Linked DNA regions of Mus musculus: region 2 is linked to region 1. A link is a loop called in an ENCODE intact Hi-C map of the cell type or tissue named here. Cell type or tissue: left cerebral cortex. All regions are shown on one strand. Each heading gives the region's core, and the rest is flanking DNA. Links, peaks and the distances in the headings are about the cores only.

What was found. Hi-C counts contacts between places; a loop is a spot of excess contacts. Peaks named below come from ENCODE experiments on the same cell type or tissue, not always from the same donor. Only the 100,000 strongest peaks of a DNase experiment are listed, where the experiment ranks them.
Region 2: it touches region 1 in a loop (2.6-fold over the local background); 3 of 42 quality-filtered maps call a loop at or near these places.

Annotation. Positions count from the first base shown.
Region 1 is chr6:92,737,576-92,750,148 of GRCm38, reverse strand. No RefSeq gene overlaps it. Among named protein-coding and RNA genes, the nearest start is that of Prickle2, 38 kb to the right of the region's middle. In left cerebral cortex, for the core only: a CTCF peak has its summit at 6,313 (motif pointing right); a DNase peak (open chromatin) is centred at 6,342; H3K4me3 peaks cover 437 bases; H3K27ac peaks cover 353 bases.
Region 2 is chr6:92,212,252-92,224,824 of GRCm38, reverse strand. Rbsn (rabenosyn, RAB effector) reads left to right here and starts at 9,955. Exons shown (of 12, transcript NM_030081.3): 1 at 9,955-10,114. In left cerebral cortex, for the core only: CTCF peaks have their summits at 5,186 (motif pointing left) and 9,854; DNase peaks (open chromatin) are centred at 5,172 and 9,907; H3K4me3 peaks cover 674 bases; H3K27ac peaks cover 193 bases.

The DNA.
Region 1 (12,573 bases), core at 2,434-10,433:
AATGGTGCCTTAGAGGAATGGAGCAAAAGATCCAACCTATGGCTGAAATCAACACTGTGATGAATGCAAAAACAAACAAACAAAAGAAAACCAAACAAACAAACAAAAAAAAAAACACCAAACCACATTACTTTATTCTGTATAGTGAAGTGACCGTGGCTTTCTCTATTTGCTGAGTGTGCTGTAGGCCCAAAGATATTGAGAAACTTGGACAATGTTGCATAGCAGAGGTAAGATGTGAGCCACAGAATCAGGGAAGTAAATCCTTGCTCTATCCCAGGGATCTTCAGCTGCGGATGGGGATCAGCTCCCGGGGACAGTTGACAATGTTTGGAGACATTTGGGCCTGAGCAGCTAGGGCTAGGGCTCTGCTCTGCGGGGTGTCATGGGTAGAGGTCAGAGATACTAGTAACGTATCTCCTAGTGCCCCAAGTCACAGGACAGGCCCAGAGTTAAGATATCTCAAGAGGATAAGGCTGCAGGCTGCAGACGTTTGGAAACTTCCTTGGCTCCAGCTCAGACACATGTGGCACTGCTTGGAGTGGGTTTCTATTCCTGGCAAGTGGATCATATGTCATCTTGGCTTCATTTAGTTACTTATACCGCACCCTCTTCTAGACAGACTGTGAAGCTGCTAACAAGGAAAAACAAAAAAGCTCTAGGTGTGTGTCAATTACCCAAAGTGAGGGGCTAGCTCAGTGGGTCAGTACTGTACTTACCACTCAAACTCAAGCAACTGAGTTAGACCCCCAGCCCTGGCACCAAAACCACGCAGCATGGTGGCAGAAGCTCGCAACACCTGTGCTAGGGTGGCAGACACAGGTGGACCTGTGAGGTTCACTAGTCAGCCAAACTAGCCTAGGCCAGTTTCAGTGAAAGCCTGTCTTCAAAGGGTGCTCCTGAGGAATACCACCCAAGGTTGTCCTCTAGTCTCCATGTGTATAAGTATACATATGTACACACACAGTCACACACACTCATGAACACAGTCCCTCAGACACATGGACACACATAGTCTCTCTCTCTCTCCTCTCTCTCTCTCCTCTCTCTTTCTCTCTCCCTCTTCCTCCCCCCACCTCCCTCCCTCTCTCTCTCTCTCTCCCTCTCTCTCTCTCTCTCTCTCTCTCACACACACACACACACACACACACGCAAAGCTAAAGAGCATATACATAGGTGGAGATATAGGATAGAAGCAGATATAAGACTTAAAATGGTCCCAATCACATTTCTAGCTACTGCAGATCTGCTGTGAGATTGTGAATAGTGTGTCCCACCTCTGCTGGGCTCATGAGCCTTCATCTCTCAGTACCTGAACCTCAATATTCATCTGTCAGACAATCTGCACCTCAAAAGCAAACAGATCTTTTTTTTTTTTTTAACTGAGTGTGTTTTACTAAGCCTCCCCAACACAGTGGAGGAATGGTAAGTACTTGTGAAGAGACACTTTTTGTTTTTTTCAAGACAGGGTTTCTCGGTATAGCCCTGGCTGTCCTGGAAAGCACTTTGTAGACCAGGCTGGCCTCGAACTCAGAAATCCACCTGCCTCTGCCTCCCAAGTGCTGGGATTAAAGGCGTGCGCCGCCACCACTGCCCAGCATGAAGAGACACTCTTGTGAGAAGTCTTGTAATATTGTTGTTCGCCATGGTGGTAGTGGTGGTGGTGGTAGTGGTGTGTGTATGATGTATGTATATGGATGTGCATGTGCAATGCACATGTGGAAGTCAGAAGACAGCTTTTAGGAATCAATTCTCTTCCTTCACCTTTACGTGGGATCCAGGAATTGAACTCAGGCTTCCAGGCTTACAAGACAAGTGTCCTTCCTCACTGGGCTATCTCACGAACGTCTGGCATCTGACGAGATAATCTTCTCAGAAACATAAGTCTTCTGCCCAACCACCCCCACCCCCCGCCCGCATGGAGTTTCTTTTCCAGTAAGAGACACAAAGCACAGAGGCTAGCAGGTACCAGAGTCCACACCCATGGTGCATTTGTTCTATCAGATCACTGAAGGGAATTTCCAAGTGTCATTTATGCTAAAATGAAGGGATCAAACAAGAGACTCAAGAAACAAGGAAGAGGAGAGAGTTGTTAGATGTGAGGTTGGGGATTATTATGTTAACTTGTAAATATGTAACCTGAGCCCGAAGGAGCAACTGACACTGTCACAAACTGGAAGCCAATGTATCAAGGGGAAAGATGGACAAAACACCTTGGGTGGCATTTGAAGAACCCAAAGGAAGCCAATGCCCCAAAGGGAAGTGAGGGCGTGAAACAATAATTTAGGCCCTGTGAGACATGCAGAATTCAGTCTTTTCCCTGTGCAGTAGGGAAGTGTGGAGTGGGGACCATGTAGGACTATGGAGTGGTGCCATTGAAGGTCACTGAGTGTCTCCTTTCCCTTTTCTTTTCTGAATAAAATCCTCAAAGAATCTGAGGATGAGCTTAGATGTCTGGTGTACACAAAACCCTGATTCATTCCTAGCTTGTTGCATTCCTATAATTCTAGCACCTAAGATGTAGAGGCAGGAAGGTTAGGAGTTCAAGGTCAAGTTGTAGTGAGTTCACAGGATACATGCAGCCCTGCCTCAAATAAATAAACAGATACTTTAGAAAATAAAACAACAGCAACAAAGCTTCAAGCTAACAAAACAGCAAAAACCCTGCATCTTAACAATAGAAACAGTATTATGCAGTCAAGAACCATGCCTGTCTCTTGGAAACAAGAGTTGGGAAATAGTCATTTCATCTTTTAAGGTCTCAGTTTCTGCCTCTGTAAAATGGAGCCAACAGTAATGTCATGTGATTATTGTGAAGATTAAATGAAAATTTATGTGTTGAAAGCCAGTCTGGGTATTATATATTTATAATTTATACTATTGATTATTATATTATCTATAATATATAATTATGTGAGTCTTTTATGACAATTATCTCCAAAGTCTCAGTCAAAGGAAGAGTAGAGCTGATGTTATATTCATGTATTGATTGGTTCGTTTACCTAGCATTCCTGTAAGCTAGGACACTTCCTATAAAACAATGAATGCTGCCGGGCAGTGGTGGCACACACCTTTAATCCCAGCACTTGGGAGGCAGAGGCAGGTGGATTTCTGAGTGTGAGGCCAGCCTGGTCTACAAAGTGAGTTCCAGGACAGCCAGGGCTATACAGAGAAACCCTGTCTCGAAAAACCAACCAAACAAACAAACAAACACAACAACAACAAAAAAAGGATGCTCAATAAGGGTTCACTTGGGCAATGAAATTTTGAAAGATCTGGAATTTAACTCAAGTTCAAAAATTGAGGACCACACTTGTCTTCTTCTTAGCTAGAATTGGACTTGGAAAAACAAACTTTCATTCTCATCTTCTGCCCCTGCTCTTCTCCTTCCTCTAGCCTTTTCTCAGAGGACCCCAGACAACTGAACTTTTCTGTAATATGAATAGGAGATCGATCGAGGACACCTCTCCTATGACCGGTTGCCTTTGAAGTCATCTCTATAATTTTGGAAATTGCAGTGCAAGAGGACCTGCATCGGGGTGGAAAAATCATCACAGACTTAGGAAATAAGGTAGAAACTGCTGACTGTTCAGTAACCTTGACCATGAGACTACATTTCCCAGCTTCCCTTTCAGCTAAGTGTATCCACCTGTTGTATCTCTGACACAGCATGTTGGAGAGAAGCCATACCCTGTTTCTAGGTTTGATCCATTACAACTTCCCTATCTTTCCCTTTCCCTGTCTCTTACCAGAGACTACCTGTTCCAAAGAGAGGAATTCCAAGAGAGAAGGTGGCCTGTGTCTTTGAAATGATACTCAAAAGAGATAACCTAGTGTGAAGATCATTTATTGAAGTGGGACGTGATTTTTTTTTTATTTGTTTGTTTTTTTTTTGTTTTTTGTTTTTTTTGGGGGGGGTTGTTAAGGTTTTGAGTTTGGGTAGGTAGATATTTACCATTGATATCATATCCAGTGTTACCTCAGCTATTACAGCAATGAGGTGGAGCCACAAAAGAAAGCTGAATGAAACACAGTCAGTCTTCTGTATCTACAGGTTCCCCTACCTGTGTACTCAATCAACCATCAACCAAAAGCAGAGTTAGGCTTATGTTTGTATGAGTGCTGAACATTACACTTTCTATTAATGGCATCATCTTCTAAGGAGCACAATGCAAGAGCTGTTTGCACAGCACTGATTTTGAACTGGGTACTCTGGGCGATCCAGAGATAAGTCAAAATATCTGGGAGGATATACAGAAAGTATGTGCAAACACTCCACACTTGGATTTTAGTTTTTACAGAAGGGTCAAGATTAATCCCCCTGTGGATGCCAGGAGCTTGCTGAGAAAGAGCACTGTGCGCTGATGCTGTACGATGACTCCAGTACAGACTGGGCAGGAAGTGTTCTGGTTCTGCCTCCACCACTTCCTGTCTGTGCTGTGCTTCTAAAGGCTCCGAGAGAGCTTTTTAAAGATGTGAAGTGTTCAGCCACCTGTCACTGAATCGTCGATCTCTTCTGAGGTGATTCTAGATTCTGGAAGAACCAGAGAGCCGGAGAGAAAGGCAAGTGTTTTTGTTGTTGTTGTTGTTGTTGTTTTGTTGTTGTTGTTGTTGTTGTTGTTGTTTTGTTGTTGTTGTTGTTGTTGTTGTTGTTGTTGTTGTTGTTTTTGGCTCTATTTGCCATTTCTGTTTTGGTTTAGAATGTAGAGTTTAAAATCTCCACGGGAAGAGTCCTCATCTTTTTGTTTTTCTTCTTTCTTTCTCTGTGTGGTGGCAAGTGTGGAAGCAGCTAGCTAGGGTCCATGACCAATCCTGCCTCTCTTGGAGTGTGGCCTCAGCCAAGTTTCTTTCCTTTCCTTGATCTCTGTTGAAGATATACCATCACCTCCCTTTCCATGTCCTCCTGTGGACACAATATAAAAGATGACAGCACAGTAATAAGCCCTCGTGTCTAAATGTCACACTTTCTGGTCAGGGTCTCTGCTAACCCTTTCCTCCTGCAGTCATTTTTTGAGCACCCATGGGGTTTTCAAGATGAAGCCTCTGCACTCAGAAGCCTAGAAATCTAGGAACTGGAAAATGTGTTCTATGTGAACAGATTTGTAAAATAATTTCAGTAAAAGAAATAAGGCTGGTGAGGAAAAGAATATTAGGACAGAGAAAGGGGAGGCACATATTGAATAGGGCAGTCAGGGAAGGCATTCCAAAGGATGTGGCCTCTTATGAGTCTCACAAGCCAATGGGTACCCAGTCGGCAAAGCTATAGATGGATTCATCTGGCCAAGAGAGTAGCTGGTGTCAAAATCTCTAGGTGGACAATGGCAGGCAGGAGACAAGGGTGGGGCTGGAGCAGAGGAAGTGAAAAACTACAAGACCAGCTGGGCAATATACTGCCTGGTAGACCATGAGGCACAAGATGTGAATTTTTAAGGTTTTGTTTTTTATTTTTATTTACTGTGGTATTGGGGATAGGACCCAGGGCTTTGTGTGTCCTAGGCAGGTGCTATACCACCGAGCCACAGGTTCAGCTACCACTGCAGGTTTGTAGTGCGGTCTTCAGGCCAACAGCAGCACTTGGGGGTTTGTGAGGAATGGGAATTCTCATGATCACTAAATCAGAAACTACAGGTGAGCCTCAGTGGTCTGTGGGGCTTCCAGAGCTTCTAGTCTGGTCTAGAAGTTGAGCGATTATCTAGCCATCTGGACAGATGAACCATCTAGAATCTTAAGGAACCATGAATACTGGGACTCTTCCTTCTGCCTGGCATCTTCAAGACATCTTTAGTTGAGGATTAGCTCCGTTAGTTCTTGGACAATTCCTAGGGTGATCGAAGGGCTACAGATGTGGAACCATTGCTCTACTGCCTTCTGAAGACAACAGGCCAGGGAAGTAGGCAACGCCCCAGCATGGGGAACAGGGATGGAAGCTTGTACTAAGATGGTATCCGACAACAGGAAGTGCATGGACCACTGTAAACCTATTTTGGTGGAAAATTCAACGTGCCTTTTATGCTGATGTGGGCAGGAAGTGGAACTTGCGATCAGCATCAGGTGGGAGATTAAGTAATGCTATCTCACGTTTGTGGGTAAGCCAGCCCCTAGACACCTTGGGACCACGGCCATTAGACCATACAGAAAATAGAGACCAAACCAGTTCACCTCCTTCCTCTGCCTGGCAGTAAAGGCTGTGGCGTCTGTAAGGAGGTTAGAATATTTAAGTTTCTCCTGAGGTTTCAAGGTCCCAGTCTCCCTTCCTCCACCTGGCTCTTTCACAGCTCCTCTGTGCTACCAAAGGACCAAAGTGGGGGAAATGACCATCAGGGGGCGAGCAAGACTCAGAAATGTGCTTTGCCAGGCGCAAGGCAAGTCTGGCACTTTGGGGTTTACCAGGTAGAAAAGAATTCGCAGGGAAATCAGAATCACGTGCACTTTACTGGGCAGCTTCTGCGCGTTAGATTCTGCGCAAGTGCATCTGGTGTTTTCTCGTTTAATCCTCATTAGGTGCCCCCGAGTTACACACACTCGGAGTTAGAATGACACTCACGGCCTGGGTCACCCAGGCAGACACACAAATGGAATTGTGCTCCAGCCTATCTGACTCTAAATGCGTGTCAGCAACAAATGCCGGCTCCCCAAGTAGCTCCTTGCCCATGGTAGTGTTTTCTTTCTCTTGGGGAGATGGCTGTGGAAGGTAGCATCACCAGCTTATATAAGGAAAGGCTGTGGAGTCTGGCTTTACATCACACATTTGCTGTGTGATAGTGAGTGAGTTATTTAGCTTCTCTGAAGTTTCCACAGCTAAATGTTTTCACAGTAAGCAGATACCATTTGTGGACCCTAACAGTGTGTTTTCTATAAGCACCATCCATAGCATAGAGTGTTCGCTCGCTGTGTGCTGTACACTAGACAAATCCTGGCCACGGGTGACTTTAAGAGTGCTTGGTACCTAGGTTGTGAAATTGAAGAACTGAATTTAAATTTTCAGTTACAATGAACTTAAATCTAAATAAGCATGTTTGGCTACTGGCCATGCTGTTAGCAATGCAGCTCTGTAACGTATCTATCTAAGTTCAAAAATCTACATATCCCCGGGGACCCCTTGGGCTTAAATTAAAATAGACTGTGCTCACCATTTATAGTCTGGTTTACAACAAGGTTTTGGTGCATTTGAGTTTGAAAGGAAGAAACATAAGAGAAAGGAAAAATCTATAAGTATTGTTAGGTTTTGTGCTCAGCAGGTTTTGTGAATTGAGGGCGGGGCTAGACTTTCCTAAGGGATGCCCCCCACCCCAACTCCTGCCCAGCAGAGCTCAGCACATGGAGGGGACTAGATGTGATGGGCAGTCTTATTTGCTCCCAGCCCCACTACCACCACACACACACACACTGCCTCAAGCAGAATTCTTTAAACATTTCTTCACCTTGTATTTGTAAGGCAGAACAAAGCCACAGTGTGTGTGTGTGTGTGTGTGTGTGTGTGTGTGTGTTCCATACAAATTCCCCTTCACCTATTTGCTGCCTAAAGAAAGCCTACCGTTTGAAGCCTCTCACACTTCCATTTACTCTTACAATTTTATAGACAGACGGTGTCACAGAAAATTCCTAAAGGTTCCAAGTGTGAATAATAAAATAATTGGCCCCCTCAAACAGTATTCCTGTGTCAATCTCAGTTTCAGAGCTGTCTCTATAGGTATTTGGACTTTGCCTTTAATTGGTGGCCATTGGTGCGATCTAGAGTCCACTGGCAGGCTACCCTGCAAAGGTCAGTTTGCATTGGGGACATTGTTATTCATGTCTCCCTGAGGGGCAGTCCTCTGACATTCTCAGGCTCAGTTTGCCTCCAGTTGTATAAGGAAACCTGAATTAGCAGGCACATTACTCCCAGAATATTCTAAACCATGAGCCGCGTTCCTTGTAGACAGATACCCTGAGCTGCTACCTTGCCCCTCATCTGACCCTGGCCCAATTACTACATAGCTGCTGTCTTCCAGAGACACTCTTGCCGCTGGCTCACCAGGTCCTTCTTCTCTGGGTGGCCAGTTACGCCCCTATATCATTTCTCACCTCCCCAGGACTTGCATTCTCTGTGGGTGCCCTGGATACTGACCTCATGTAGCCCTGATCACAGTAATTGGAGAAAGATTGATGGCTGATGGTGAACAGCTCAAGCAAAGGAGCTGATTTTGCTTCCCCGGGTTTGGGTTTCTTTCAGTTGCTTTGCTCTCCCTCGTTGCAGAAAGGTAGAGAACCATCTGCCCAAATGTCCTTCTGCCTTTTAAGACTCTTTTTCTGGACACAGTGCTTTGCCAATTGTGCCACTAAGGTTCCTTCGGGCTACATAGGGTTCAGATAAAAATAAAGGGCACCTTGCCTCTCTGACTCCACCTTGTACTAGAAGCAAAGACATCTACAGCCTGACAAGTAAGAAGTCCCCTCACTTTAATGTTCTCAGCATCCCCAGATTGTTGTGGCTTTTGTTCCCTAGAATTGTTATGTGTTCATATCTCACTGTCAGTGAGATAAGCATCAGAGTCTGTGGTGGTTTGAATGAAAATGGTCCCATTAGGCTCATAGGGAGTGGCACTATTAGGAGGTGTGGCCTTGTTGGAGGGGGTGTGGTTTCGTTGGAGGAAGTGTGTCATTTGGGGTGGACTTTGAGGTTTCAAATGCTCAAGCCAGGCTCAGTGTCTCTCTCTTCCTGCTGCCTGCTGATCTGGGTGTAGAACGCGAAGCTACCTCTTCTGTACCATGTCTGCCCACATGCCACCATGCTTCTTGCCATGACAATAATGAAGTAAACCTCTAAACTTGTAAGTCAGCCTCAGTTAAATGTGTTCCTTTGTAAGAGTTGCCATGATCACAGTGTCTTTTCACAGCCATAGAGCACTGAGACACAGTTTGAGGCTCTGAAGGACACAGGAACCTTCTGCCAGGCTTAACTGGCTCCTTAAAACAACCTGGTGGCGGGCTGGGTTTTCATGTTACATCATTGCTTGTTAACAACAGGATCATCCCGCATCCTCGTCCCCTGCCTCCCCTCTCTTGCCCTTCAACCTTGTCTCAAGAGAAGGGAGAAAGGTCCTACCCTCATATTCTGGCTTTGGCATCTTAAAATATTCCACTCCAGACCCCTCCTCGGCCAATGGTGACTGATCATTGGTCATAGCCCTTTGGTGTTGAATGGGCTCAGCCAATGCAGAGTCAGGGGACTCGGGGAAGAACAAGAAGTGGATATGGATTCCTTGACCCTTATATTTTGAGATTCCACTTAGCCAGGCAGTGGCCCCAGACTAAGGTCTCTGCTGCTTCAGACTGCAACTGTCATACTTGTCTCACAGGTGCTGATGACAGCTCCTTTCTCTTGCCCCTCATCCTTTGAGCATGCGGGTCCCTTTGCTGCCTCTACCCATGAATTCATGCTTCTCTCAGTATGTAAGTTTCTCTAGCATGTAACCCCTCTAAGTGCATATTTTATCTACCTCTAGTTAGCTTAGCTTGCGTGGCTCATCTGGCTTTCTCAGGTCCCTCACTGGTACATCTTGCTTTGGCATGTTGATATATTCAGCCTTTGCTTTCTTGCTGGTTTTGGTTGTTCTGTGTACCTTCCTACCTCCATTTCTCCTTTCATGTTTGGGGTTGAGATGTTTGCTAAATCTCCCATGATCTGAGTGTCTCAGTTCTGTTCTCTTTACGTAAAACGTCTACTCATCCTCCTTCTGCTTTCTCCTCATATCCTGCCCTCCCTTCTGTCTTCCCCTCTGCCCTTTCTGCTGGCCAGTTACACATATAAACCCCAGAGCTGGACCGCCTTGGCTTACGTCCCAGGTCATCTCCTAATGGTGTTGTGATCTAGCCTTGTATACTTTAAATTTTCACGTCTGGCAGATAGAGATAGTGATTCAGGTTGTCACAACAATTAAGCAAGAACTCAAGATGCCATTATCTCCTTCCAGTGTCTTAACTAGGTTGCCAAGGATTCCCTTCTTTGCCTTTCTATGTGGTCTCTGTCCCCACCCCTCCCACCCCTGCCCATCCATATTACCCATGGTTCTGAAGCAACCTTGTGAGTTCTGATCATTAAAGAAATCCTTTATCTTCTAATCCACAAAGAAATCCTTCCATTCCCAATATAACCAGAGAGCAAACTCTTGCCTGCTTCTTATACCTCAGTTTGCCTTTCACCCATACTTACTGGTAGAGGACAACAGAAGGGAGTTTTAAATTGCATTATTATTTTTAGGATCTCCTGTCAAATACCAACTATACACAGTATCACAGAGGGAAGCATCAAGAAGGAGATGCATGTGGCTCTCTTCCTACCAAAACTAGGCAGAGCAAGAGGGAGATTCTGACACCAAGTTCTAGCAGACTTAGGAGAGAGGAAACAGCACAAGAGAACACTGAGTGCTTATGGCTTTGCATTGGATTTCATCACCAGTCACAGCAGTTACCTTGGACATTTGGGAAGATCTGTGACCAGTGATGGCTTTATAAAGGGTTGGCAATGCAATTTGCTATTTCTAAGCACCTGAGAATTTTAAGAAAGGTATCAGGAAGGAGGGTGCATATGTGTGTGTGTGTGTGTGTTCACACAAACCCCTGACAAAGGGTTAAAGATACATTTACAATAACACCCACAGCTGAGCACGTTTTCCCGATGCTCCATTGATTTCATATTTTTTTCATATTTTTATTTTCTCAACAGTTTCCTAAAATAGCAATCTGTGCACATTTGTCTTCTCATCTAATTTTGCTTTAATAACAGTTGGGAAAACACAGCCAGATGCTTTCTTTAAAAAAAAAAAAAAAGAAGAAGAAGAAGATGTCATGTTGATATCTTCATGTTAATAACAATGTAAAAATGAATCTCCAAGCTCCAGAAAGCCACTCTTTCAGTTCAGCTGATAGCGAAGTTCACGGCCTTACCTCTTAAGTTCCAGGACATCACAGTCAGGATCAAAACCTAGATCTAACCCTCAACAAAGTCATCTAGCTAATCTTTTTCTCTTCTTCCTCCTCCTCCTCCTCCTCCTTCTTCTTGGAGCTTTCTAGAGAATCATGCCATAGACAGGCTTCCCTATTTAACATTAAATGTTGATTACCTAAATTGGAGGTGAAAACTCTATACATTTAGAATGTAGTTTTGAAGACCTTTTAATTTGCATTTTACACACACACACACACACACAGTAAATCACAAGTGTTTTTCTTCAAGTCTGCTTTTCTTGCTGTTTCCTATAGTCTTGTTTTCTTTGGTTTCATGTTCTGGAAGGTCCCTAAGACCAAAGACCTGCTGAGTATCTTGTTGTTTATTTTCCCTTGGGAGTAGGAAGTTGTCAGAGCCATTTCTTTGTATGACACACAATTGAAAAATTACATAAAGTGGGGACTATAAGATGGCTTAGTGAAGTGTCTCTATGCAAGCACAGGATTCTGAGCTTGAATTCCCAGTGCCAAGGGACTGAATGGACTCTATAATCCCAGAACTGCAGAGGCAGAGACAGGGGGAACCCAGTGCTTGTGGGCTAGTTGGTTAGGGTAGTCAAATCAGTAACCTCTAAGTTGAGTGAAGTGGAGGAGAATGACTGAAAAAGACACTCAATGTCAACCTGTGCCCCCCCATACACGTGTGTGTCCTTGCATGGACATGTAAATATACATATATAATGCATATATGTCAGAAAGGGAAACAATGTAATGTGGCTAAAAAATATATTTTACTTTTATTTCCATCCTAGCAATGCTTAATAAAAACATTAAGAAGAAAATTCCCACTAAGAATGTAGTACAATTTAAACTGGAAAGATTTCATAGAACATACATTTTACATATCAAGAAGCACACTCATAGGAGGAGACACTGCAGCTAAGAAGACCAGAGGACAGGACCTCCTTCATTTAAACAGACAGTGGCAGCATCCCTGTCTTACCCCTCCCTCCTTCCTGCTCTCTTTCTCCCATCCCCTAATTCAGCAAAGTTTGTTTCATTTGCTACTTACCTAATATATGTGGGTGTGGCAGGAGCTGGGGAGTCCTGGGCTCCTTCAAGGTCACTCGGTCAAACCTCCTCCTCAGGAGGTTTCAAGCAGCCTGACTAGAAGTTTCCTCCTGTTTCTTACATCCCTACTTTGGTGCACCAATGGGCGAGTCCTCTGCTGGGGTGCCAGACCTTAGCACCATGTCTCTCTTCTATGGGCTTTTCAGTGTCCAAAGCAAATTCTGCGGCCATAGCAACGTTGGTGGTTACCGTGAGCTGCAACCCTCCACAGCTGGAGAAGGGGAAGAGCTAGAATAGCGCTGATGAGTAGCATCTTTATGTCTGCTTGCTCTTTGTTTTTTGAAGAAAGGTATCCCTGTGTAGCCCAGAAGGTCAGCTACTCATCCTTCTGCCTGAACCCGCAGTGCTTGGGTTATAGGTGTGTGTAATCACTACCAGTTCTGATTAAAATCATTAAAAGTCTATCATTTTACTACCTCTTGCTGGTATAATGAAACGTTGGGGGCCGGGTGGGGGGTGTTTTATTTAACACCCCTCTTCCCTAGCCAGACTCTTGCATTTGTATTCTTCTTAGAA
Region 2 (12,573 bases), core at 2,135-10,134, 530 kb after region 1:
CTTTGTTCTTGAGCCAATGTGAAACAGTCCTTTGGTAAAGATAGCCTCTAAGACATCTCCAGGCCCCTCTGTGGTGTTTCCAATCCACCAATGGTTTCTTAGGGAGGTAACGTGTTGGTGTTGAGATAGGGAGATACCTCCCACCTTCCTTCCCATTTCCCTTCAAGCAGATGACATGGAGTTGGAATCAGAGTATTCAAGTGACCAGAAGTTCAAATAGGTAGAAAATTCCATTTAAAAATGATATTTACGGGCTGGAGAGATGGCTCAGCGGTTAAGAGCACTGACTGCTCTACCAGAGGTCCTGAGTTCAATTCCCAGCCACCACATGGTGGCTCACAACCATCTGTAATGGGACTCCGGTGCCCTCTTCTGGTGTGTCTGAAGACAGAAACAGTGTACTCATATATAAAAAATAAATAAATCTTTAAAAAACTGATATTTACTTAAAATTACATTTATTTGGGACTGGAAAAATAGCTCAGGAGTAAAGAGCACTTGACTATTCTTCCAGAGGACCTAAGTTTGGTTCCCAGAACCCATATCAGGTTGCTCACACCATCTGTAACTCCAGTTCCAGGGAGCCAATACTACTGGACTTCTCAGGTACCTGCACTCCTGTGCATATACTCAAATGCAGACACACACACCTCCACATAATTAAAAACAAAAAGAAACGTTCAGAAACGTATTTGAGTTATAGTCTCACTGTAGAGCTGAATGAGCTGGTTTTGAACTTGTGGATGAGTCTCCTGTCCCAGCCTCCCTAGTACTGTGAGTACGGGTGAGCCACTCTCTACTCTCCTCACTCACGTTTTCTCAGTCAATGCTATCATGCTTCTAGGAATGGGTACCTCACACGCTCAGGGCCAATCTTTGTAAGTACAGCCCCATTCTGCTAGGAATGCTTGGCTCTCTTTGCCTCCAGACCAGGGTCTGATTTCTCTCTTGGGACATCCTGTGGGTCTTTGCTGGGCCCTCTGGGCCCTCAGACTCTGAGCTCCCTGCCAAAGAACCTCTAAAATGCCTTCTCTAGATTTATAGGGTCTGGGTCCTCCTGGCCTCGGCTTGCCCACAGCCCATCTTTCTGACAAGGCCCAGTACTCAGGGACCCCATGAGAGCCAACACGTACCAGACATCACTTCACTATGCCTGATTTCAGAGCAATCAGAGATGCTTACTCTGCTAGAGAACACTGTGTCTACAGGAGAGAGCAGCAGGTCTAGAGCCACCAGAATACTAGGGTACCCCTGTAGTGACAATTTTGGAATTTTAGTTTCTTAAAAAAAAACCAGAAATATTATAAGAATATGTTTTCATTTTAATCCCAGGTATGGGATATGGGGCTGCTTCAGATTGTCCACAGCAGGTGACTATGATTTGCCTCATGCTCTAGTGGGGACATGAGTTTGCCAGCTGCACATGGTTTCTGTGAATGTGTGACATTTTAAATTCTGGGGATTTTTCAGAGGGTTTATAAAGACTAGAGCCCTGAAAGGGGTTGTTGGTTGTTTGTTGTTTGTTATTGGTTGTTGTTGGTTATAGTTTGTTAAGTAGTTGTGCCCAAAGAAGAAACACCAACAAGAAGAAATTAGATATTCTGATGGTGATGATCAAACTTGCGCCAAGGAACTTGACATCCCTAATGAGCAGGAAGAAGTCTAATGTGACCCCCTTTCTAGCCCCTGACTTTATTCAGGGATCTCTTTCCTTTCCTCACTATCCCTTTTCCCCCTCTTATCTAGTGTTAGGGGGTTTAAAGGATGGAGACAGATAGAGGAAAGAAGAACCTACAAAGTAGTCAAAGACAACTACATCCTCCCCCCTCAACTTTGGCCTCCCCCTGGACAGGCCTGAATTCTCTGGCATGGGAGGGCTATGGATCTAGCTTGATTGTAGATACTTGCTTCCAAGTGAAAGTCCTGGTTTTGATAGCCAACAGTATAATAATATAATATATTGTTATATATTATAACAGTGAATTTATAATAGTCAATAAATAAAATACTTTTTTTTTTTTGGTTTTTTTCAAGACAGGGTTTCTCTGTGTAGCCCTGGCTGTCCTGGAACTCACTTTGTAGACAGGATGGCCTCGAACTCAGAAATCCGCCTGCCTCTTCCTCCCTAAGTGCTGGGATTAAAGGCGTGCGCCACCACTGTCCTGCGAATACATTAATTTTTAAAAGAGAAAAACAAAAGAAAACAAATACAAGCTCAAATAAAGAAAGAAAACAAATATATCTAACCTAAAATTTTACACCTAGATTGGGCTTTACATTTTTGAAAGTGAATTGTTTTCAAGAGAAATGACAAGCAACTTATAGATCTTAAAAGACTGGACCAGAGATCCAGCCACAGCTCAAGCCTTGGAACCTCTGAGGCTTGAGAGAGAGAAGGGGGCAGGGGGATGGGGAGAGGCTGGGGGATTCACTCAGTGGTGGCTGGTTCTAATAGTGGCTATACAGTGAGGCCACATGAGCAAGTTTACAGCCTCCCAGGTACAGCTGTCTACTTTCCAGAACAGTCCAAGTGTTTGGCACCAGCATCGGAGCTCTCTTGGCATTGTACCCCAGCAGCTCTGTGCACCTTCTGCTGGCACCTGGGAGTAGCCTCAGCTCTTTCACTGAGAGAAGGGACTGGGACTCTGAGCTGAAGGCAGGAAGACTGGTCAACTTATATAAGCTGTGCTCTAGGATAGACATTTAACCAGAGGATGCTATTTAAAGTAAGTGGCCAGGAGACACGTGGGAAGCCACTATCTAGCACATGGGTGCAGGACTCAGGCAGAAGTGGGCGGCCCCCAATATTGGTCATCAGAAGTGTCACCTGGTGTCAAATAGAAATGGGGGCTGAAGGCAGTGGCCAGACATCACGGGGGAGTGGAGAGCAGGCTTTAATTAAAGTGCTTAATGCACTCATCGACGTTTCTATTTTTTCATGACTAAAGTCTCACCCGTTCCCATCCAGAGTTCCACTAATGACAAGCAAGGGTCATTCGTAACTTGTGGAGTTCAGTAAATAATTCCCAAGGCCAGCCCCTGTTCAAGCACAAACCAATGAACTGCAGGGCAAAGGTGTGCTAAGAATAGCTCACTGTGTATCAGGCCCTGTGGCCCTGCCTACGGTAGTTCAGTCCTCACTTGGGTCCTCAGAGTCCCATTTTTAAAGAAGAGGAAAGTGTACCAGGTTCAATAACTCCTTCAAACACTCATAGCTGGGACAGCATTGGAGCAGCCAGGCTCTTGAAGAAGTTTCTATTTTCCTGGTCACAGGTTTGTTCAGGAACTAGACGTTTGTCCTTGGGACTTTTTCACATGGAGTCCCTCCTCTGGGAAGGGGTGGAGAGAATGACCACTGGAAATGGGTCTATCTGAGTGAGGAGTGGACAGGAGGAAAGGTAAGGATGCGTAAGGACAGGTAAGCAGAGAAGGGGCTTGTACAAAGACAGGGAAATGGAGAACAGCGCATAAACGGGGGACTATCTGTCGGCTGGGCTGCAGCTCGGTGGAGAGTACTAGCTGGTGCTGGATCTCATCTCTGGTGCTGCAACAAACCAAACCAAATAAAAACACCAAGCAAAGGAAACACAATGTAGCCTGGTAGGAATGTGTCTGGAATAGGCTCCGAGTGGTGCCCAATGCGAGGATCCCGGTTCAAGGGTCCTAGATACTAGAAACAAGCCAGGGTTTTCAGAACAAAGCAAAGAGGCCTGGGTGCTCCCTGTCTCTGTCCCTCACAAGAGAGATATGGGCTCTGCCCCATTCCTTATATCAGCTGGTGTCCATCCTGGGGCTGGGGAGACACCTAGGGACGGGGAGAGACTGGTTGGTAGAGGGTCTGCCTGCACAGGATGACCACGGCTCAAGGAGAAGGAAAGAGTTCACAAGTCTCCCTTCTAACTGAGGCGCTGTGGAGAGTTGATGGTTTCTGGGGAGTGAGAGTCAGCTTTCTTTAAGGGCGTGGCCACCGAAAGCTCAGTCATGCTCCAGTACATGGCCCCCACCCAGGAGCTTATAGGCAGCACAAACTGGACTAAATGGATTATTGGAAAAGAAGAACAAGCAACCTGCCAGTTAGCGACACATGCCTTTAATCCTAGTCACACGCAGGTGGGTCGCTGTGAGTTCAAGGCCAGCCCGGTGTACAGCACAAGTTCCAAGATAGTCAAGGCTATACAGAGAAACCCTGTCTTGGAAAAACAACAACAAAAAGCAACAAACAAGGAGAGCACATGAAGACCTTGGGGAGGAGATGGTGGTGTTTCTGGAAAGAATTAGGGGAGAAATTAGGGTGAGCATGACCAAGACTAAGGAACCATCTTTGCGGTACTTGGAAGGAGGTCAGTCTATTTTTCTCAGTGTTTCAATGTAGGCTGGCCTTGTGGCTTACTTTGGTCAGCAGAAGTGATACTGTTGTAGCTCTGGACTCAGGCCTAAGGGACCTCATCTGCTTCTGCCTGCTGCCTTTTTGTGAATAAGCCCGAGTCTATCTGCCGGAACCGCCGAGAAAGAGTGGGAAAGAAGTCATTTGGTCAAGCCAGGGTCCTAAGCCTGCAAGAGCATCCTAATACTGAAAAAGGTCATTTCTCCTGAGCCTGTCAGATCCTCTGGGGCTGCTGAACAGAGGAGGGGTATGTCTGACTGAGTTGGCACAGGGAGAGGTCAGAAAGGAAGGGCAGGAGGGAGGCTGCTGCAGTGGTCCCATGAGAGATGGCAGGGTGGCTGCAGTGCTGTGAGAGTGGACATTATTCAGATCTACTCAAAGTAGGGTGGCGGGAGGGACCTGCTGATGGATTGGGCATAGGAACCAAGGAGCAGAGGAATCAAGAAGGCCAAGGTTTCCACCCAGAGAGCATCTGGGTGGGCAGAGGTGCTCACAGACTCTACTGGCTCCAGGTCTAGCAGGTTGTTCTGGGGCTCTATACAGAAATACATATCCAGGCTCAGTAGAAGGCGCTGGTCCAGTCCAGAACAGGAGGGTGTGTCGTGCTGCTGTTCAGTGTGGACACTGCAGTTTAGTTTAGGTGAGTGTGTGTGTGTGTGTGTGTTGGGGGTCAGGGGCTGGCTCTCCTCTGCTAGATATAGGCAGCTGACTGAAAAGATGGACTAGCCAAACCTCTTCTGCAGACACCTGGGCCATTTGTATGGGTCTTAAGTGGTTACATGGCACCCTCTGGTGGCTAGCATGGCTCTTCACTGCCCTCTGATTATCCTGGACTTGGACTTTGGACTTTGAGCTCTGGTAAACTTGTTCTTCAGGCAGAAGGCTTGTGAGCCCGGGGGATGGATGCCTCCCCACAGCTTGGTTTGCTGAGTGGACCAGTGAAAGATAGTGAATCTAAATCTCAGATGAGCAAGTGGGTGTACCCGGGGACAAACATCTGGAAGAGGAGGTGGCTTGAGGGGCCAGTCCCATGCTCAGCGATTTGCTTACTTCTTAATCTTTCCCACTTACCTTTTTAGTATTTATTTCTGCTTTCAATATATTTGAGGAAAAATACACATGAAAGAAACAAGCAATATCCACAATGAATAGTAAGCCTCACTCTAGCCTGGGTCTCTCAGACCTAGGGGCAATGCTATGATAAGTGATGTTTCAAGCCAGAGACCCATGATACACCCTTTAACTGGCATTTATCTGGCACTTGGTATGTGCTAAATACCATTGTAATAAAAATTTACTAATGTGTATTCAGGTTTGTGTGTGTGCAAGTGTGCTGGTGTGTGTGTGTGTGTGTGTATATAAGTAAGGGAATGTGCTTGCATGTGAAGGCCTGAGGTCAAAATTGGGTGTCTTCCTTATTTACCATCCACATTGTTTTTTGAGGTAGGCTTTCTCAGTGAATCTAAAGCTCACCAGTTTGGCTAGACTGGCTGTCCACAGAGCCCCAGGGATCTGCCTGTCTCTTCCTTTTCAGTAGGGAGAAGAAGGAGCAAGCACTTTCTCCACACCCACTTTATTACAGGCATGCTCTGACACACCTAATCTTAATGTAGGTTCTAGGGATCCAAACTCAAGTCCCCATGCTCAAGGGTCACCTACCTTACTGACTTAGCTGTCTCCTCTGCTGGCTGGACAGCTGGCTGGCTGGCTGGCTAGCTGGCTGGCTGGCTGGCTAGTTGTCTAGTTATCTGCCCTTGCTGGTTGTTTGGTTGTTTGTTTGGTTGAGACAAGGTCTGCTGAAGTCAAAGCTGAGCTCAAACTGTGGAACTGCAGCTGTACTTGAACATCTGATCTTCCTTCCTCCACTTCCTAGCTGTTAGTTTTCCAGGCTTGTGCTGCCACAGTCAGCTCACTCGAAGCACTCTTGACCCCTGCATCTTGAACCAGTTCAAGGTCTCAATCCCTTGGACTGAGAAGTGTAAGGTTTGCTGCTACTGATGACTGAGGGTTTAGACACCCTGAGCTGAGCTCTGTAGCACTACTCCTCAGGAGCACCTAGGACTGAGGGCCCCAGCACCCGTGCTATAGACTTCTTTTTCCCTACTCAGATTTCCATCTGGGTAAAAAAGCCCCTCTCTGCTTATGTCCTGAGCTGTGCTCTGCAGCGGCCCTATATTTCCATTTGACACAGCCTAGCCCAATATCTCATCTGCCTGTTCTACAGGCCAAGGTAAGGGCCTTCCATAATCAGTCATGTTTCCATGTGCCCTCAGCAGGGTGTGCCAACCTCAGCACTCAGCATTAGGCAGGGGTCTGGGCCTGGTATTGGGCGCAGCTCGCCCTTTGGGAACTGTGCTCAATTTCCCCGGATGTAAGTTTACCCACATCACCATTTCCCCTTCAGCTTCTTTTTTCTTAATACCCTGTCTAGGCATGGTCTATGTTTGATGCCTACAAGATGCGGACCAATACAGGAAATCTCAGAGGTCAGGCCTTCACAGGGGAAGGGAATGTGAGTATTGTGAAGGCCTCAAAGCAAGATGACAACGATCTATTCTCACCTGAAAGTTGAGTCTTGGGCAAGGCATTTAACTATTCCATTTGCAGCTTCTTCGTAAATTGGAGAGTACCTCATAAGATTGAATGATGTTGAGATGTTTAAAGCCTATAGAATAGTTATCATGTACTAAATAAATATTACTCATTATTATAATTAAAAGGGAAACTGTAATAGAATTGTCCAGAGAACAAATAAGAAAAACACTGTTTATAAACTACAATGGATCTATGCTGATCTGTTCCACTATCATTTCTAAATTTTTTTATATGTATTGGTGTTTTGTCTGCATGTATATGTGTGCACTGCATGCATATCTGGTGCTCATGAAGGTCAGAAAAGGGCGTCAGATTGCAGGGTGGGTGCTGGGGCCCTAACTGGAACCCTCGGAAGAGTGACAATTGTTCTTAATCATAAATATCCATTTCTCCTGCCTCTGGTTTTGTTTTTTTGGAGATAGGCTCTCAAATAGCCCAGACCCTGTTCTCACTATGTAACAAGGCTTTCTTAATCTCCTGATCCTCCGGCCAGTGCCTCTCAAGCACTCAGATCGCAAGTGTGTTCTGCCATGCCCAGAATGCCCCATCATTCTTAAAGGATCAGGAGAGGGCTAGAGGTGCAGCCCAGTGCCTGCCTAGTGTGTGCAAAGTTTCATTCCCAGAGCTTAAGAAATGAAAATCAATACAGCAGTAGCAGCCAATCCACTGACTTCCATAGTTATCCACAAACTGCCAGCTTGCTTGCTGCCATTGCTTTGGAAACAAATGAGGTCTGAATGTGATGTTGGTTTTGTAAATGATGACAGGCTAAATCATGGCTGAATTAAGAGGTCTTTCACTGGCATCAAATAATCATGCTCATCACATTCTGCCTCATTCTGGGTCTCTCTCTGTCTCTGTCTCTCTGTCTCTGTCTCTATCTTTCTCTCTCTTTGTCTGTGTGTGTGTGTGTGTATGTGTGTGTGTGTGTGTGTGTTGGGGGAGGGGAGTGCAAAGGCAGATGTTGGTGTCAGGCAAAGCTATACTTGTCTCTGGCATGTTGGCAAGAGTCCCTTTCTCTGCAGAGTTCAAAGTTTTAGAGAAAGCAGACTTTGAACCATAGTTCAATGGTATAGCATTTATCTATCCTGTGTGAGACCCTGAGTTCCAATTCCAGCACTGGAAAACAGTAAAGCCAAAAACCAAACAGACACAAATAGTTACCAATTTGGAAATAAGAAGAGCCTGCCCATTTTGAGTCCCACTTTCTGTGTGCATGTGGGAGAACTGAAGAGTAGAAGGCAAGGGACACATTCAGAGTCACAAAGTAAGATTTTCTTGGAGGCAGGAGCTCAGGTCTGTGGAGCCCTAGGAGTTGTCCTCTCCATACTCAATGCTGTTGAGCTGAGGAGGTACGGTAAGGAGCCTAGGCCAAGAGACTGGCTTCATTTCATCTGCACAAGGAAGTAGAGACTGTGACCACCTTCAGACAGTCATTCCCAGAGTCAAATGGGTCAAGTGCCACAGCCATGCTAGGCTGGGATGGAGGCAGGAGGGATGGAGGCCACTTTCTGGTTCCAAAGACCTGCATCTTCCCTGAAGCTCCCACTTCTGGGGCCCAGGTTACTGCAGTCTAGATGGTGTGCTGGCTATAAAGCAAACAGACCTCAATAACAGATGGGTCTGTCTCTGTACCCTGTGGTTGTTGCATGGTACAGCTAGGTTCAGACATGACTGATCTGCCATACTGTCTTTTGTAAATTGCAGGGGCTATTCCTGGTTGTCAACTTGACTATATCTGGATGAACTACAATCCAGAATTGGGAGGCTCACCAGTGATCCTAATCTGGAGGCTGAGATAGAAGTTTCTGACCTGAATCTTGGCATGGAGATCTTGAGGCACAGTGGCTATGAATTCCAGAAGATTAAGACAGGAAGATCTCCAAGTCAAGGTTATCTGGGATTAAAGGTGTGGTGGCAGACACCTTTAATCTGGGCCACACCTTTTGCTGGAGACCTATATAAGGACATTGGAAGAAGGAAGATTGACACTCTCTTCTTCAACTGCTTGCCTTGTGGGACTGAGTGACTGCTAGATCCTTGGACTTCCATTCACAGCTGCTGCTGACCATTGTTGGGAATTGGACTACAGACTGTAAGTCATCCACCAATTCCCTTACTATATAGACTATAGAGTTCTGTGACTCTAGAGAACCCTGACTCATACATAAATGCCACTTATTTTGCAGAGATCTAGCTACCCTCATACTTTTTTATGCTTTTTTGAGATGGAGTTTCATGTATCCCAGTATGGCCTTGAACTTGCTATGTAATTGAAAATTAACTTAAATTTTTGGTCCTCCTGCCTCCATCCTTAGAGTATTGGTGTTACAGGCATGGGTGTGTGGTGGAAATTGAGTCCCAACCAGGATCAATTGAGCCAACTTCCAATCCCTGACACGACTCCTCAACGTCTCTACTTTCTTTGGCTCAATTTCCACGTCTTTCTGTCTCCTCAATGTGCTGAACATAACTTAGTCTCTCGCACTCAGAAACTTTTTTTTAACAACAACAACAAAAAAGTAAAAAAACAAAATTTTGTATGTGTGTTTTGCCTGCATGTCTGTGCACCACATGTGCAGTGCCCATGGACTCCAGAAGAGAGCATATAGGTAGCAGACAAGCAGTTTTTCAAACCTGGGTCCTTTGGAAGAACAACCGCTGTATTAAGGCATTTATGCAAAAATCTCAGAAACTTTTTAACGGTCTCTAAATAATGTTAGCGCTGCAGGCACATTATTTAAGAGCCAAAGTCTCAGTTTCCCCACCTATAGGGTGAGTGAAGGGCGAGTGTAGGGTTTCACATCGATGTGTTGCTAGGACCTGAGAGAACTTCGCAGTTTACCTCCTCCTACTGGGCCCGCCCCGTTGCGGCAGCGCCTGCGCAGCATCCTCTTCCAGGTTCAGTGCGCTCGAGGACTCGGCGCTCGACCGCCGCGTGTCAGTCTGTCTTCCGGTTTCTGCCCGGCGCGCCTGTCGAGCGCCGAGCCACTGATGGCGATGGCTGCCACTGGTCTCTGAGGAACCTCGTAGGCCGGCAGTCAGAACCCGAGGTGGAAAGGCAGGCTGCCGACTGCCTGTCGGAAGCCGCAGGGAGTGAGAAAGGGTGTCGCAGAGAGCGCGGCGGTGGCTGAGGTGGGTGTGACGTGTGGTTTGAGATGACGATGCGGTCGGGAGATGAGGCTTTGCGGGCCTCGGCGCCGCGCGGGTCTCTGCCCGCGCCGTGACGTGTTGCGTGATGTCCCGCAGAGTCGCGTCCCGCGGGTGCGCGTGGCCGTGCGGATCTCTACAGAGCCCCCCGGCTGGGTTTTTCAATCCAGTCTGGAGGCGAGAGTTTGCACAACTGGCCTTCTGGTTGCGGCATCAATTGCGGTGGTTTGTGGTGGCACCTAATTAAGTGACTTTATGTTAAGGTCCCCCACTTCATTCGCGGAACCCTATTATCCCGCTCTCCGAGTTCTCGTGGTGATGGCGAAAATCCCAGGCTCTCCTTCCCGGCTGCTGTCTTGTGTTAGTCACTTCACTTGTGTATAGGCTATGGCACCCCAGGCAGCTGCTGTGAAGGCATCCTGGAGGGAGCCTGCCTTGAGTAAGGGGCGTTTCTCCAGGGTGAGAACTGAGCTGCGATGTGTGGCCAGGGTGCACGGGGACGACTTCTGTTTGACTTTTTCTTCAGGATGAGTTGCAGGCGGGGAGGAGGCAGCTGTCACACCCAGAGGATCCTGTCAGCCACTGGCTGGGGAGAGAACCGGTCGGACCTGAGGCTGGCTGTTTAAGTGATGCCTCAGATGCTTTCCGGGATGGGTCTGCATGTGTGTAGTCTCTCGATTTATTTATTTAATCTCAAGACAAGGGTCTCACTATGTATCTATGTCTGGCCTGGAACTTGACATGTAAACCAGGCTGGCCTCAAACTCACAGGTATCTGTCTGCTTCTGCCTCCCACGCCTGTCAAATTTCTTAATTAAAGGAAATAACAGGCACCTAGCGTCCTGTTTAATTTATTTTCTGAGTTGCTGTCACCCTTCACCTTTGAGGACCAGATGGTACCCTCCTCTGTGCCCTCTGCAGCACACCACAATTCTAGCTACACAAACTCCCACTCTGTGCTGTGATATGTGGCCTCTAAAGTCTTGGAAACAGATTTCTTTGCTTCTGTGAAATGATTTTATCCTTGTTCTCAATGGTTAGGAGTCTTTCAGGGTCACATCAACAGTGACTTTGCTGTAGTCCAATAAGACAGAAAATGTAAGTTATTAAGCCCTGAAATGTTTAAGTATCAGATTTTTCTGTTGAAGGGCAGAGAACATCAGACCTGCTGCCCCACTGTTCTAATTTATAAAATCTAGTAAACACATCAACTCACTGTAAATGCAAAATATAATTTTCACTAATTTTATCCATCCATTCATCTAAACTAAGCGACAGTTTGCTATGTTGGCCAAACTGGTTTTGAAATCATAGATTCAAGTGAGGATCTTCTGCCTCAGACTTTTCAAAGTGCTGGAACATATTATCAAGCTGCACTGATAAGTTTCTTCTTTTTTAAAATCTTAATTTAAAGATACATTTATTTTGTGTGAAGGGGCTAGAGGACAGGCGTGTGTGGAAGCCAGAGGATAACTTTCAGAAGTGTATTCTCTCCTTCCACTTTTATGTAGTTCTGGTGATCAAACTCAGGGTAGGTGGCAAGTGCCTTTACACTGAGCCATCTCTCTGGCTCTTGATTTTTTTTTTTAAATACTTCTCTTTAAAGAAAAGTTGAAAGGCTTATTGTTTGTATTTGTTATTTTTTCTTTTTGGTGTTTAAAAAAATGACATTAACTTGTTAAAATATTTTGTGTGTGTGTATGATGTGTGCACACTCTGGTGTGGTATATATATATATATATATACATATATATATATATATATATATACACATATATATATACATATATATATACATACGTACATATATATATATATATACATATGTACATATATATATATATGTGTGTGTGTGTGTGTGTGTGTGTGTGTATGATGTGTGCACACTTAGGTATGGTATATATATGAAGATCAGAGGACAACCTTTGGGAGTTGATTTTCTACTTCTACCTTTAGGATGGTCCTGGCAATCAGACTTAGAAGGATATACTTTACCCACTGACTGGCATACACTTTACCCATCTTGTCAGATCTTGTTTTGGTTTCTTGAAACGGAATGTCACTGTGAAGCCCAGGCTGGCCTCCAGCTCAGGTTCCTCCTGTCTGCCTACACATCCAGAGTGCTGGCATTATAGTCATGAACCACTACACTTAGCTTCTGGCCTTTGTATTTCTAGCACATGTGCCTAACAACTACCAAGAGCTCAGTATATGTGGCAGAGTAAAAGTAGTGTTCATTGATAAGTATGCTACATATTTTCCTCAGTGACTAAAATGACATGGAAATCATGGTGTTGGCTATGCTGGTGACTTATGCCTGTAATTCCACAAGTCTAAAGCAAGAGGGTAGCAAGTTCAGAGCCTATGTAGGCTACAAAGTGAGCCCAAACCAGTCCAGGCAACTTAGCAAGACCCTGTCTTACAACAACAAAAGGGACCAGGTG